Regions from separate parts of the Homo sapiens genome. Here regions 1 and 2 are each linked to region 3. Evidence: chromatin contacts called from ENCODE Hi-C or POLR2A ChIA-PET data. All regions are on one chromosome and are shown on one strand. Each heading gives the region's core, a stretch centred on a gene start or an enhancer-like site at or near the end of the contact. The rest is flanking DNA. Distances are from core to core; before and after follow the strand shown. Region 1 overlaps DLGAP4 (DLG associated protein 4). Region 2 holds the start of RAB5IF (RAB5 interacting factor). Region 3 holds the start of CPNE1 (copine 1).

Evidence for each region. A loop is a pair of places that touch in the nucleus more often than their neighbours do. ChIA-PET counts read pairs that join two places held with the same protein, here RNA polymerase II (POLR2A). Pooled maps may share reads with other maps.
Region 1: a loop to region 3 is called in a map of CD8-positive, alpha-beta T cell, with 5 times the contacts of the local background. The contact joins the enhancer-like site here to the promoter of CPNE1 in region 3. A Hi-C loop is called at or near these places in 1 of 168 maps with a recorded cell type or tissue (CD8-positive, alpha-beta T cell), 1 of 37 single-sample maps with no recorded cell type and 9 of 50 pooled maps. POLR2A ChIA-PET finds 5 or more read pairs at or near these places in 1 of 52 experiments (GM12878).
Region 2: a pooled map shows a loop between it and region 3 (7-fold over the local background). The contact joins the promoter of RAB5IF here to the promoter of CPNE1 in region 3. A Hi-C loop is called at or near these places in 7 of 50 pooled maps. POLR2A ChIA-PET finds 5 or more read pairs at or near these places in 4 of 52 experiments (GM12878, PC-9, activated B cell and 1 more).

Annotation. Positions count from the first base shown.
Region 1 is chr20:36,465,521-36,469,867 of GRCh38, reverse strand. All of the region lies in intron 7 of DLGAP4 (DLG associated protein 4), which reads right to left. Among named protein-coding and RNA genes, the nearest start is that of MYL9, 74 kb to the left of the region's middle. RefSeq lists enhancers at 2,184-2,233, 4,253-4,347, 4,008-4,347 and a silencer at 4,068-4,347. Within about 2 kb of position 2,072, at least 27 of the 41 ENCODE cell types and tissues checked have a DNase peak (open chromatin) inside an H3K27ac peak, as active enhancers do; they include CD8-positive, alpha-beta T cell and GM12878, where a contact is called at or near this core.
Region 2 is chr20:36,604,257-36,608,030 of GRCh38, reverse strand. It overlaps RAB5IF (RAB5 interacting factor), which reads right to left and starts at 2,252. Exons shown (of 4, transcript NM_018840.5): 1 at 1,966-2,252; 2 at 213-316. The coding sequence starts at 2,079. TGIF2-RAB5IF (TGIF2-RAB5IF readthrough) reads right to left here. Exons shown (of 5, transcript NM_001199535.2): 3 at 213-316. RefSeq lists enhancers at 1-1,107, 2,459-2,598, 3,329-3,378 and silencers at 1,949-2,258, 2,938-3,337.
Region 3 is chr20:35,663,587-35,667,611 of GRCh38, reverse strand. It overlaps CPNE1 (copine 1), which reads left to right and starts at 2,712. Exons shown (of 16, transcript NM_152925.3): 1 at 2,712-2,852. RBM12 (RNA binding motif protein 12) reads left to right here and starts at 2,712. Exons shown (of 3, transcript NM_006047.6): 1 at 2,712-2,852. RefSeq lists enhancers at 2,744-2,793, 2,375-2,879, 3,064-3,173, 3,494-3,543, 3,384-3,889 and 1 more and a silencer at 2,851-3,145.

The DNA of each region.
Region 1 (4,347 bases), core at 823-3,322, 800 kb before region 3:
ACGTTCCCCCAGGGAGAAGGAGCAGATGGCCTTCTGCTGAGATGCCCTTCCTCACCCTGTTAATAATTAAGCCATTCCTGAAGACCTCTTTTGTTACTTTTTTTTTTTTTTTTTTGAGACAGAGTCTTGCTCTGTTGCCCAGGCTGGAGTGCAATGGCGCGATCTCGGCTCACTGCAACCTCCACCTCCCGGGTTCAAGCAATTCTCCCGCCTCAGCCTCCTGAGTAGCTGGGATTACAGGCATGTTCCACCACGCTCGGCTAATTTTTGTATTTTTAGTAGAGATTGGGTTTTGCCATGTTGGCCAGGCTGGTCTCGAACTCCTGACCTCAGGTGATCCGCCCGCCTCAGCCTCTCAAAGTGCTGGGATTACATGCGTGAGCCACCATGCCCAGCCTCTTTTGTTACTTTTGAAGTTCGGTTTGCAGAGACTTATGCCTTGGCTTGCTTTATACCAAGATGCTCCAGGATAAGGGCTCACGGGCTGCAACAGTCTAGACCTAAGCCACAGGCCCAAACTACAGGGACCTGAAGTGGAGAGGGCCCAGGATGCAGGTTAGGAGCCTGGGGTGGATCCTGGCTAGATCTCGGTGTGCTGCTGCTGCAGACTCTGGGAGGTCAGAAACTAAGTCTTTAAGGCAGCTCTGTCTGTCAGTGTTTCCCCAGGGCCAGCTCACTGCCAGGCACAGAGCAGCACTTAATAAATATTTATTGAATAAGTAGCTCAGCCACAGTGAGCTTGGTCAAGCCTCTTTCTACCAGTGAACCTCAGTTTCCTCTTCTGAAAAACAAGGATGATAAGAATAGTAATACTTTCCAAAGTTGGATAAAGATCTACTGAGATAATGTGTATGAAAGTGCTCTGCAAATCAAAACAAACTAAACAAATATTAAAGATCCAGAACCAACGTGCTGAAACAAAACAAAAAGAATGAATATACGGGAGAATGAGCAAATTTACGAGAAAGCAACTGGCTCCAGATGGTCATCAAATGAATTACTACAATGGAAAGGGACAGCATAGGTCACTCTAGTCCACTGTTCCAAAGTCCAAATAGCATTTCTCAGGCCACCTCTGTTCCAAAGGAGCAAAAAATCTCTCAAAACCTTTGTCCAGATTTTGGTATGACGAACACGGTTACAGTTACAATTGTACCCTGCATACCACTGGGCTCAGAGTATCTGCCAAAGCAAACTGGCATACAGATGCTGGGTGTTTGCTGGAGGCAAGGGACCAGCAGGGTGAGGGGCACCTGGAGGCTGTGCCTGCCATGTGGTTGCTCTGCCTCATGACCAAGTTTGTGTTCAGAGGAGTGTGGGCTGCACACAGAGAGAATGATTGGCTGGGAGGCCTCGGCCAAGCCATCAATTTCCTGGCTGTACACTGGGACCAACCACTGCTGCCTCCCATGGTAGCCACTGTGTAAGCACTAGTCCCCTTCCCTTTCCCTCTGCCCACTGGGGATTCCTGGCTGCAGCCTGAGAAATGAGTCCTAGCCTCCGTCACTTGGCTCTCCTGTGCAAGGCACCTTGGAGACAAGTCCCTTCCCGCCTTTGTGGGTGACTGATTGCGTTGGCTGGGCCCCTCTCTGGTGGGGGCTGGCTGAGAATTCCAACAGACCCAGTGGTGGACATGCCTACTATCAGACTGGACATATACACAGCACAACTCCGGAACCTTCTCACAGTCCAGTGTGTAAAACTGCTTGTGTGAGGGTCCCTAGCTCCTCTGACTCTTCCACCTTTAAGGAATTCTAAACTGGCACCCTGACCTTCAGGATCCTTAGAAAGCAAGATTTGTGGGCTTTTAGGATAAATGTGCTTGCTCCTAATTAAAGGGAAAGAAGGCTCAGCCCCTTGGGACCCTAAAAGCAGGAGTTCCCTTTCCAAGAAGCAGAGCTGAGCTGTGGGAAGAGACACGGTTTGGAGACAGTTGGCCTTGGGCCTGAGCTACCTTTTCCTTATCTGCAAAACAGGGATGGGAAGTCCATCTGCCTCTGGCTTATTGTACAGATTTCATGAGCGCCCTTGTGGAGCCCCTGGCGCAGAGCCAGGCAAACAGCAGGTGTACAAGAAATGTGCTCAGACTGCTACTTCCTGCCCCAAACCAGCAACACCCAACATTTTCCCTTCTGGCCCATCAGAGCGCTGGCCAAGCTTTCCTAAGGGAGCACAGCATCCTCTGCTACCCCAATTGGCTCTTCCCACTCCCATGGGCCCCACCCAAACCTCACCCTCTTGTGTCATCTGGATGCCTGCAAAGCCTCCTCCCTGTTGTGATTTTTATTCATTCCAATTTACCCAGCCTGATTCATCCTCTGGAAAGTCTTCCAGTTGTGCTACCTCTGCTCTAAAACCTTCCATGCCTCCCCAGTGCCTCTGCTTTTCAGCTGTTTAACACTGCCTACAACCTCCTGGCTCCACCCAGATTTTCCAGCCAGAGCCCTGATGCCTCAGCAAAACTAGCATACTGCTGTTTCCCTAAATGCACACTTATCATCCAGCCATGCCCTCTGCACCCACCTCCCTGGAATGTCGGCACCACCCTCTGCCTCTGCAAATCCAGCTCCCCTCAAAGGGCTCTTGTTTCCTCTGGCTCATGCTCACTTCTTCCTTCTCAGACAATGCTTTTCCTCAGCAGACGCTTAATTACAGAGTGTCACACAGTCTCTCATAATTGTAGGCTTGTCTTCTTGTCAGACCATAAGTTCCTCAGGGCAGAGACGCCTTGTCTGTCTATTAATCCCCATCCTCTCAGAGCCTGGCCCAGGGCTAGGAAGGCAGGGCCGAGAGAAGGGGGGGGGAGAGAGAGAGAGAGAGAGAGAGAGAGAGAGAGAGAGAGAGAGAGAGGAGAGAGAGAGAGAGAGAGACAGAGACAGAGAGAGAGAGAGAGGAGAGAGACAGAGAGAGAGAGAGAGAGACAGAGAGAGAGAGAGAGAGAGCAAGAGCGAGAGACTCGCTTTGACCACTTGGGACCACTTCTCTTGCTCCTATCCCATGAGGAAACTGTTCACTGGCCAAACCAGACCTCAGGGCTCCAGGCCAGTGATGTACAGAGACGAGGGAGCCCGGGGGAGGGAGGCAGAGATGTGGCTCTAGTCTTGCTCTGGGATCCTAGGCATCCCTACCCGTCCCTGGGCCTGCCTCCATGCTGTGGAACAGCCATGTTTTAGCTCTAGAATGTGGCTTGTATTTCTCTTTAAGGTAGCCTTGGTTTCTAAGAATGGGTGGGTCTGTCTGTTAACACAGCTGATTCCAGCACAGGTTGAGTGAGGAAAGGCAGCCACAGTCAGGTCTGGGAAATCTGGGAACCCGAGAGAGATTTACACCACACACCTCATCAACCTCATTACATTCCTGTAAGGACTAGACTTCATTCCTGCTCAGGTGTTCAATTCCACAGCCTGCACCCTGGCCCAGTCTGACTTGACAGTGCCTGCTGCCAGGACCAAGTAGGGGAAAGGTGACTTGCTTCTGAAAACCACCAATCCCCACACAAAACAAAGCTGATGATGGTGATGACTGCCATTTATTGAGGGGCTGTTACTACACGAGTTCTCATTTCCATCCCAATCTGATAGGGAGGAAAACGGAGGTACAGAAAGCTGACTAATCCAAGGTCACACAGCAACAAGCTAGGCTGTCATGCAAACCAGGGTCCTCTCAGTTCAGCTTTTCCCAGGTTGCAGCCGACAGGCTCTCAGCACCAGCATCCTCTAGAGAGCTGGTTTAAAAACCTAGGGGCATGTGATTCCTGCCCCAAGACCTGCCAAATGAGAGTGTCTAGGGATGGAGCTTTATAAAGACAAGAAACCCAAATTTTATATATGAGAAAACTGAGGCACAGAAAGGTGGCGTGACCTGCCAAGGTCATGCCGTAAGCATCCTCAGGAGTCCTGCTGGGACTCCAGAGCCAGCAAGGACAAACTTCCTGGGGGAGGTGGCATTTGACAGTGTGGGCCTCTAGGGGAAGAGAGGGCACTATAGGGGAAGAGGACAGCATTAATAAAGGCTGAAGCGGGAAAGGACAGGCAACAACTTCTCAAAGTGGCTAGGGGAAGGAAGAAATACATACAGAACCACGATGACAGCCTTCCCGCAAGAGCCCATCTGAGCTTCTGGGAAGAAAGCCTGTGTGGCATTTACAATCTGCAGGTCTCCAGCAGTGGCCCTCTGGGTGTGTCTGGTTGCTGCTCAGGATGAGAAAGCCACGGGAGGTGGTGACTCAGTCCCCACCCAGCCTCCAGATAGCCTCCTTTTAAATTCAAGATGAGCTCAGAGACTGGGGAAATGTCAAGAAAACCCTCCTCCCAGAACAGATGGGAACAGACCCAGGGAAGGCGGCCT
Region 2 (3,774 bases), core at 1,003-3,502, 940 kb before region 3:
TCAGGAAGGCAGGAAGGTAACCTGCCTGACCTGAGATGCTCCTGAGGAGTGGTGCACCAGACCCAGGAGTGCCACTGTAGGGCTGCTTCTTTGCTTTAGTCATCACACACACACACAGCTCCAGAGCAGCAATGGCCTTTCCTGTAACAGGAAAAAAAGCCTCTATTTAAAAAGAAATGATACCATGAAAATATAAGATACCCAAGACTTACCCTGCTATTCCCAAGAACCCTCGTAATGGCAAAACTCCCCAAATGACACCCAGGACCACAGCAATGATCTGTCGGAACCAGTAGATCACATCTAAAAATTCATCCTGTAGAAAAGACAGAAAATGCAAGAATTATCTGGAGTGGGTGCCACAAGACAGCAAAAGGGGAGAATATTAAACCTTTCTGCTAAACATATCCAGGAAATTTGTTTCCCCCCAAAGGCAACAGTATGTGCTTCCTGTTTCACCTCTTACTTATACTAAAATGTGGTAGAAATGATACATTTAGGGGCTGGGCGTGGTGGCTGAAGCCTGTAATCCCAGCACTTTGGGAGGCCGAGGCGGGTGGATCACCTGATGTCAGGAGTTCAAGACCAGCCCGGCCAACATGGTGAAACCCTGTCTCTACTAAAAATACAAAAAATTAGCCGGGTGTTGTGGCGGGCGCCTTTAATCCCAGCTACTTGGGAGGCTGAGGCAAGAGAATTGCTTGAACCTGGGAGGTGGAGGTTGCAGGGCAACAAGAGTGAAACTCCGTCTCAAAAAAAAAAAAAAAAAAAGATACATTTAGACATCATTAAGCGATCACTTCCAGAATCTGTGCTCTAAATCAAAATTCTAGAGGTGCATATATAATATGGCCTGTAATGAAATGACTGTGATAATAATTGTGCTACTGGCCGCACATACGGATTAGAACCATAAATGCTGGAGGCAGGTGCCACTATATTTAAGTTTAATGGAAGAACACAGACGACTCAGGTTTCTGATCTGCCCTAGATTCCAGAAACCAGTCCTTATACAAGAAAAGAAAGAAATGACACAGCAGATTAGAGACTGCAGGTTTTGCAAGAGCTGGGCAGGGCTGGGGGCAGAACAAGGGCACCTTCAGGAAGTGCCTCCCATCCCCCTTTACAGGAACTTCAGGAAGGAAAATCCACTTCGGCAGCCCAGAAAACCAAGAAATGACTGCAAATATAATACGCTTTTCAAGCTACCTGGAATCAAGCTGTTTGTGATGGCCCCTTCCAGATCATGGAGCAGAGTTACGAAGCATCCTCCGAATGGGACGAGTAAGAACGTTCTGAAGTCCCAACCAATTCTCGCACATATCTGGTGGCGTTTCTCCACCCCCACACCTCACACTCACCCAGCGGGTGGTCTCAGTCTCCCCTCTTGACTCATGCTTATCAAAGTATTCGGTCCTTTACATTCAACAAGCAACAGCAGCTCAAGATTAGCGAGCCTCACTATGTGCAAAAGGCTTTAATGTACCACAGTACCCCACTTCAGAGTTATTCTGAGTTAAACGAGATTCCGCTTGCAGAGCACCTGGCACGTAGAAAGCATTCTCAGCAGAAGTCTGTTACTGTTAATGTTTGTGCTACTTAATTCGAAAGAAACAAGTAACCTACTCAAAACCCTACTGCACATAAAAGGCGGAGGCCGAATCGAATTCAGCTCCCTTTCCCAGTTCAGGCACAAACCCTGCCCGCGAATGACAACGCCTCTCCCCGCTCCTCGCCAATTCCGCATAACTAGGGGGCTTCATCCTTAGGCCACCCTTCGGGGAGCTCCAAGCCCAGCTGTCCGCCCAGTGCCCGCCAAGTTTGCTCTGACACCCTTGGGCCACCCGCCCCACTGCCCTACTCGATTGTGCCGGAACGAGGACGAGGGCAGGCCCGCGCCAGTCTTCCGTTCCCCGAGTCCCAGCCGACTCCTCGCACCCGCGCCCTGTTCAGACTCCACCGTACCTTATCCTCCCAGGCCGCGTCGCTCCGCAGCACCTTACTCCAGACGGAGACTTTGAGGGCCCCGTTGGCCAGCTGCGGCTGAGGCGGCTCCTCCTTCCGCCGCCCGCCGCTCATCCTCCCGTCGCGCCGCCCGGGCCGGGCCTGGGGCGCGCGGGCTGAGCCAAAGGGAGTCGGGGTCTAGGGTCGCAGGTCACGGCGCGGGGCGGCTGCAGGCTCAGCGGCCCGGTCCTGCGGCGCGCTGCGGTTCCTCACAACCTGGCCAAGCTACCCGGTTCCGCCGGCTCTACAGAGCAGGCGCCGCGAAGGGAGGGGCGGTGCAGTGTCGCGCGCCCTCCCGCCGACGTGCTCACGCAGCCAATCGGCGACCGCGAAGCCATCCGAGTGAAACAGCGACCGGCGCCTTGGCGCAAGCGCGCTACTCGTGGCGGAAATGACGTCAGCATCCGCCGGGCTCGCGGTAAGGTGTGAGGGGAGGGACAATCTTGGTAGAACGGTGACATGGGCGCCAGGAGGCGCTGTGGAGACCGAGGAGGTAGGGGAAAACCGAGGCTGGACGTCAGCGTCGCCCAGTCGGCCACAGCTGCCCCTCGAGCAGCGAGTGGGGCAGGAGCGGCTCTACCTTTCCTTGCGACCTACTCGCCTGCTGAGCCCAGACCTTGCTCCAGGGTAGCTCCAAGCTGCCCCACAGGATTTAGCCCGCTTATTTTCTCCCCTAACCCTGCAAGTTCTGTAGGGCCTTGTTGAAGATGTTAACTCTTCTGTAATAACTAACCATTTCATCTTGCCCAGCACCCTCTTTTGGCACACGAGAGCCCTGAGACCCCAAAAGAGGAAATGAGATTCTGAGGCCGTATAGCAAGGTGGACCCAACCGGGGACTCCTGGGCGGCAAATACAAGGATTGGGTTAGGTATCAGGATATCTGAGTGTTCACATACAGCGTCCTCACCATGTGCTGCGTCAGTGGTTCACAAAGTGAGCTTCCGGATCAGCAGCGGCCGTATCGCCTGGGAACTGGGTAGAGGCGCAGGTTCTCGGCCCCCATTCCACGCCTACTGACTCAGAACCCCTGGGGATGGGGCTCCTTCCGGTGGCCCTCCAGGTGGTGCCAGGCTCACTGTGCTGGTAAGTCCAGAGACCAAGGCACATCCCTTCTGGACAGTGGATTTTTTTTTTTTTTTTTTTTTGAGACGGCACGGTCTCTGCTCACTGCAACCTCCACCTCCCGGGTTCAAGCGATTCTCGTGCCTCAGCCTCCCACGTAGCTGGGATCACAGGCGCCCACTACCACGCTCCACTAGTTTTTTTTGTATTTTAGTAGAGACGGGGGTTTCACTATGTTGCCCAGGCTGGTCTCGAACTCCTGAGCTCAGGCAATCCGCCCATCTTGGCCTCCCAAAGTGCTAGGATTACAGGCGTGAGCCACCTCACCCGGCCTCTGGACAGTGGATTTATAAAGACAAGTAATGTATCTGGTACCTGGGTGTGTCTGACTCCAGAATCTGTGCTCTTAACCGTTAAACTTTAAAGCTGAGAGTATCTTTTTTTTTTTTAAACAGGTCAGAGTATCTTTTGCATACCTATCAACATTCACCTGTAATTCTTCACTTTTCAGGAGTAATAGAACCTCCCTAGGGAGGCCAGGCGCAGTGGCTCACTCCCATAATCCCAGCACTTTGGAAGGCCGAGGTCGGTGGATCACTTGAGGTCAGGAGTTCGAGACCAGCCTGGCCAACATGGTTGAAAGCCCGTCTCTACTAAAAATGCAAAAAAAATTAGCCGGGCGTGGTGGTGGGGACCTGTAATCCCA
Region 3 (4,025 bases), core at 1,463-3,962:
AGCTGGGCATGGTGGTGGGTGCCTGTAATCCCAGCCACTTGGGAGGCTGAGGCACAAGAATAGCTTGAACCCTGGAGGCAGAAGTAGCAGTGAGCCGAGGTGGCAGTGAGCCGGGATGGTGCCACCACACTCCAGCCTAAGCAACAGAGCAAGACTCCGTCTCAAAAAACAAGGCCAGGCGCGGTGGCTCATGCCTGTAATCCCAGCACTTTGGGAGGCGGAGGGAGGTGGATCACGAGGTCAGGAGATGGAAACCATCCTGGCTAACACGGTGAAACCCCCGTCTCTACTAAAAATACAAAAAATTAGCCGGGCGTGGTGTCACGCACCTGTAGTCCCAGCTACTTGGGAGGCTGAGGCAGGAGAATTGCTTGAACCTGGAGGTGGAGGTTGCAGTTAGCTGAGATTGTGCCACTGCACTCCAGCCTAGATGACAGAGTGAGACTCTGTCTCAAAAAAAAAAAAAAAAAACAACAAAAGAAAACTATGGTACATTTGTCAAAACTTAGAGGTTAACATTGGTATATTAGTATTAATGAAACGTGATTTTCTAAAATTATTAAAGATTTTTTTATAGAGACTGGGCCTGTGTTGCTCAGGCTGGTCTTGAAGCAATCCTCTTGCCTCTTGGCCTCCCAAAATGCTGGGATTACAGGTGTGAGGCACTATGCCCGGCCTAAACTTCAGATTTTATTCAGCTTTCACCAGTTTTCCTGTCTTTTTTCTGTTCCAGGATCCAACCCTGGATGCTACATTGCATTTAGTAGGTTTTGTTTTTAATGGACTATGTTTTACCTACACAGAGCAAACCTATAAAAACCTATAAAGCATAGGTTTAGTTTAACAGTGTGGCCTGGTTTTCCAACTTGCTGTTTTTGGCATACTGGGCTAGCACCAGTCCAGTCTGCCATAGAAATCCCGAAAGGTTGTTGGAATTGTGATAATTTCAACCTTTTTTTTCTTTTTTTTAAGTGATAGGGTCTTGCTCTTGTTACCTGAGCTAAAGTGCAGTGATGCAATCATAGCTCACTGCAGCCTCGGACTCCTGGGCTCAAGGGATCCTCCTGCCTCTAACTCCCGAGTAGCTAGGACTACAGACTTAAGCCACCACATCCAGCTTTTAATTAGCAGGGGCATGAAGTTCGGGGGGCTAGGCCCAAAGCGGCTTGAGAACAGCTTTCTTTTTTTTTTTTTTTGAGATGTAGTCTCGCTCTCCTGATGGTCTCCATCCCCTGACCTCGTGATCCTCCCACCTCGGCTTCCCAAAGTGCTGGGATTACAGGCGTAAGCCACCACGCCCAGCCAGAGAATAGCTTTTTCTATAATAAAATAATACTATAGTGAAGCCGTGGAGGGGTCACGATGGATTTAATTTTTTTTTTTTTTTTGAGACGGAATCTTGCTCTGTCGCCTAGGCTGGAGTGCTATGGCGTTATCTTGGCTCACTGTAACCGCCACCTCCCGGATTCAGGCGATTCTCCTGCCTCAGCCACCCTGGTAGCTGGGACCACAGGCGCCAGCCAGCACGCCCAGCTAATGTTTGTATTTTTAGTAGAGACGAGGTTTCGCCATGTTGGCCATGCTGGTCTTGAACCCCTGACCTCAGGTAATCCGCCCGCCTCGGCTTCCCAAAATGCTGGGATTACAGGCGTGAGCCACTGCGCCCTGCCCTAGATTAAAACTCTTTTTTTGTTTTTTTTTCTGAGACGAAGTTTCGCTTTTGTCATCCAGGGTGGAGTGCAATGGCGCCATCTGGGCTCACTGCAACCTCCACCTCCCGGGTTCAAGCGATTCTCCTGCCTCAGCCTCCCAAGTAGCTGGGACCACAAGCACCGCCACCACACCCAGCTAGTTTTTGTATTTTTAGTAGAGGCTGGGTTTTGCCTTGTTGGCCAGACCGGTCTCGAACTCCTGACCTCATGATCCGCCCTTCTCGGACTCCCAAAGTGCTGGGATTATAGGCGTGAGCCACCGCGCTCGGCCTGTATAAACTTTTTTTTTTTTTTTTTTTTTTTTTGAGATGGAGTCTTGCTCTTTCGCCCAGGCCGGAGTGCAGTGGCGCAATCTCGGCTCACTGCAAGCTCCGCCTCCCAGGTTCACGCTATTCTCCTGCCTCAGCCTCCCGAGTAGCTGGGACTACAGGTGCCCGCCACCACGCCCGGCTAATTTTTTGTATTTTTTAGAAGAGACGGGGTTTCACCGTGTTAGCCAGGATGGTCTCGATCTCCCGACCTCGTGATCCGCCCGCCTCGGCCTCCCAAAGTGCTGGGATTACAGGCGTGAGCCACCGCGCCCGGCCCCCGGCCTGTATAAACTCTTAAATGGGAAAAAAGAATCAGGTTTTGGCTGTTTTGTCAGGATATAATAACTAGCCACCACGTTGTGGTCCATTTAATCCTCAAAAAACTTAGAGGTAAGCACAATTCGCTCCTTCCGCGGAAACTGGAAGACGTGAAGCAATTTGCACAGTCTTGCAGTGAAGGGCCAAGCTAGACACTCATACCCAGCCCACCCGCCAGGGCCACTAGCCCAAGGTCGGTCCTGTGCGCCAACAGTCGCAAGCAGGGACTGAATATCCCCCTCTTAGCACAAAACCCAGTAACTTCCGGGAGATCGCCCGAGACCGTCAGCGCGCTTGCGCGGCCCCTTGACGTCAACCACGCCGTTCCTCCCCCTTCTGGAACGCGGAGCCGCTGAGCGGGCCGACGGCCATTTTGTGAAGCGGCGAAGGAGGTGGTGGCTGCGTTGGGCTCCGGGAAGCCGTTCGGGCTGGGGCTGTCGGCCGCGGGGCGGAGGCACTCGCGCGGGGGGTAATTCGGGGTCTGGGTTCTGGTGCCGCGCAGCTTTCCCCGGTAAGACTCCCGCAGCCCCTGAACGGGTGGGGCTGTGCGGGGCTCGTGGTGCCCCTTGGTGGCCCGGGGCGGGGCCTTCGGAGGCCTTCGAGCCCGCGGCAACTAGCGCCCCACACAAAGGGTCGAGGCAGGGCTGCAGGGGGAGTGGGATGCCACTTAGGCCTCTGAGATCTGAGAGGATGCAAGGAGGACGCAAGAGGATGAGCCTGCGTACCGAAGTGGGGACGAGGCCATAGCGAGGACTCCCCCGTGGTCTGAGAGGGGGCAGGCCAGAGCTGGCTGGCTCAGCGGCCTGCGAGCTAACGGGGACTGCAGTAAAAACACGCCTACATCCCGAGTACGGAGGATTTCTTGTCTCCCCCAGTGAAGCAGAGGTTATAACTACATCTCTGTGCCTGGAGGTGGGGAGATAATCGTAGTGAGGACACTCCTTCAACCCGAAATGGAAAGGAGGCCTTTGTGGCCTACCAGCAAAAGGGGACCCAGGTCACACCTGTGGGGAGGAAGCTGTAGTCGGTACACTCCTGTGAGTTCAGAAAGGAAGTGTCACAACCGGCCGCCTTCGTGGCCTGAAGGTGGAGGGGTTTGCAGTGAAATGCCTCCGAGGTCCATTGCTGGGGAGGGGCTTTACTCGAGGGTGTAGCAGTTTTGAGAAGCCGGCGTCTGAAGCTAGGAGGTGAGGGGGTGGGGTGAGTACGCCTCCTGAGGCTCTGAGAATTGTAGTAAGATGCCAGGCCTTTGGTCCCCCAGTAGGGAAGGGGCTGCTGTGAGCAGCACATTTACGGCTCCCTCGGGAGAGGATCCTGTGGCATTTCAGGAGGACGAGATCCAGTGGGCTGCGGAGGGTGGGTGCTTTTGATGGAGAGTTAATTGAGTTTCTCTGAAGCTTGGCTGCATTAGTTTGCAGCCACGTGAATTGGGTGGTGGGAGGGACTTTGAGGATCTACAGGTTAGTGACGGGGTTGGACGCCAGTGCAGCAGGCTTAGCTGCTAGGTTGTAAACGTACGGGCTTTTTGTGTGCCTCCAACGTGTGCTTTATAGTGACAAATCTGAGGGGCTCTTGTGAGGGTTACTCAGTATTAAGTGCTAAACATTTACTCATCTGCGTGGTGTCATGCTGAGAATTGCAGACTTTAAGAGATTTCTGGGCCCTAAAACCCTCCTTGGCTCCA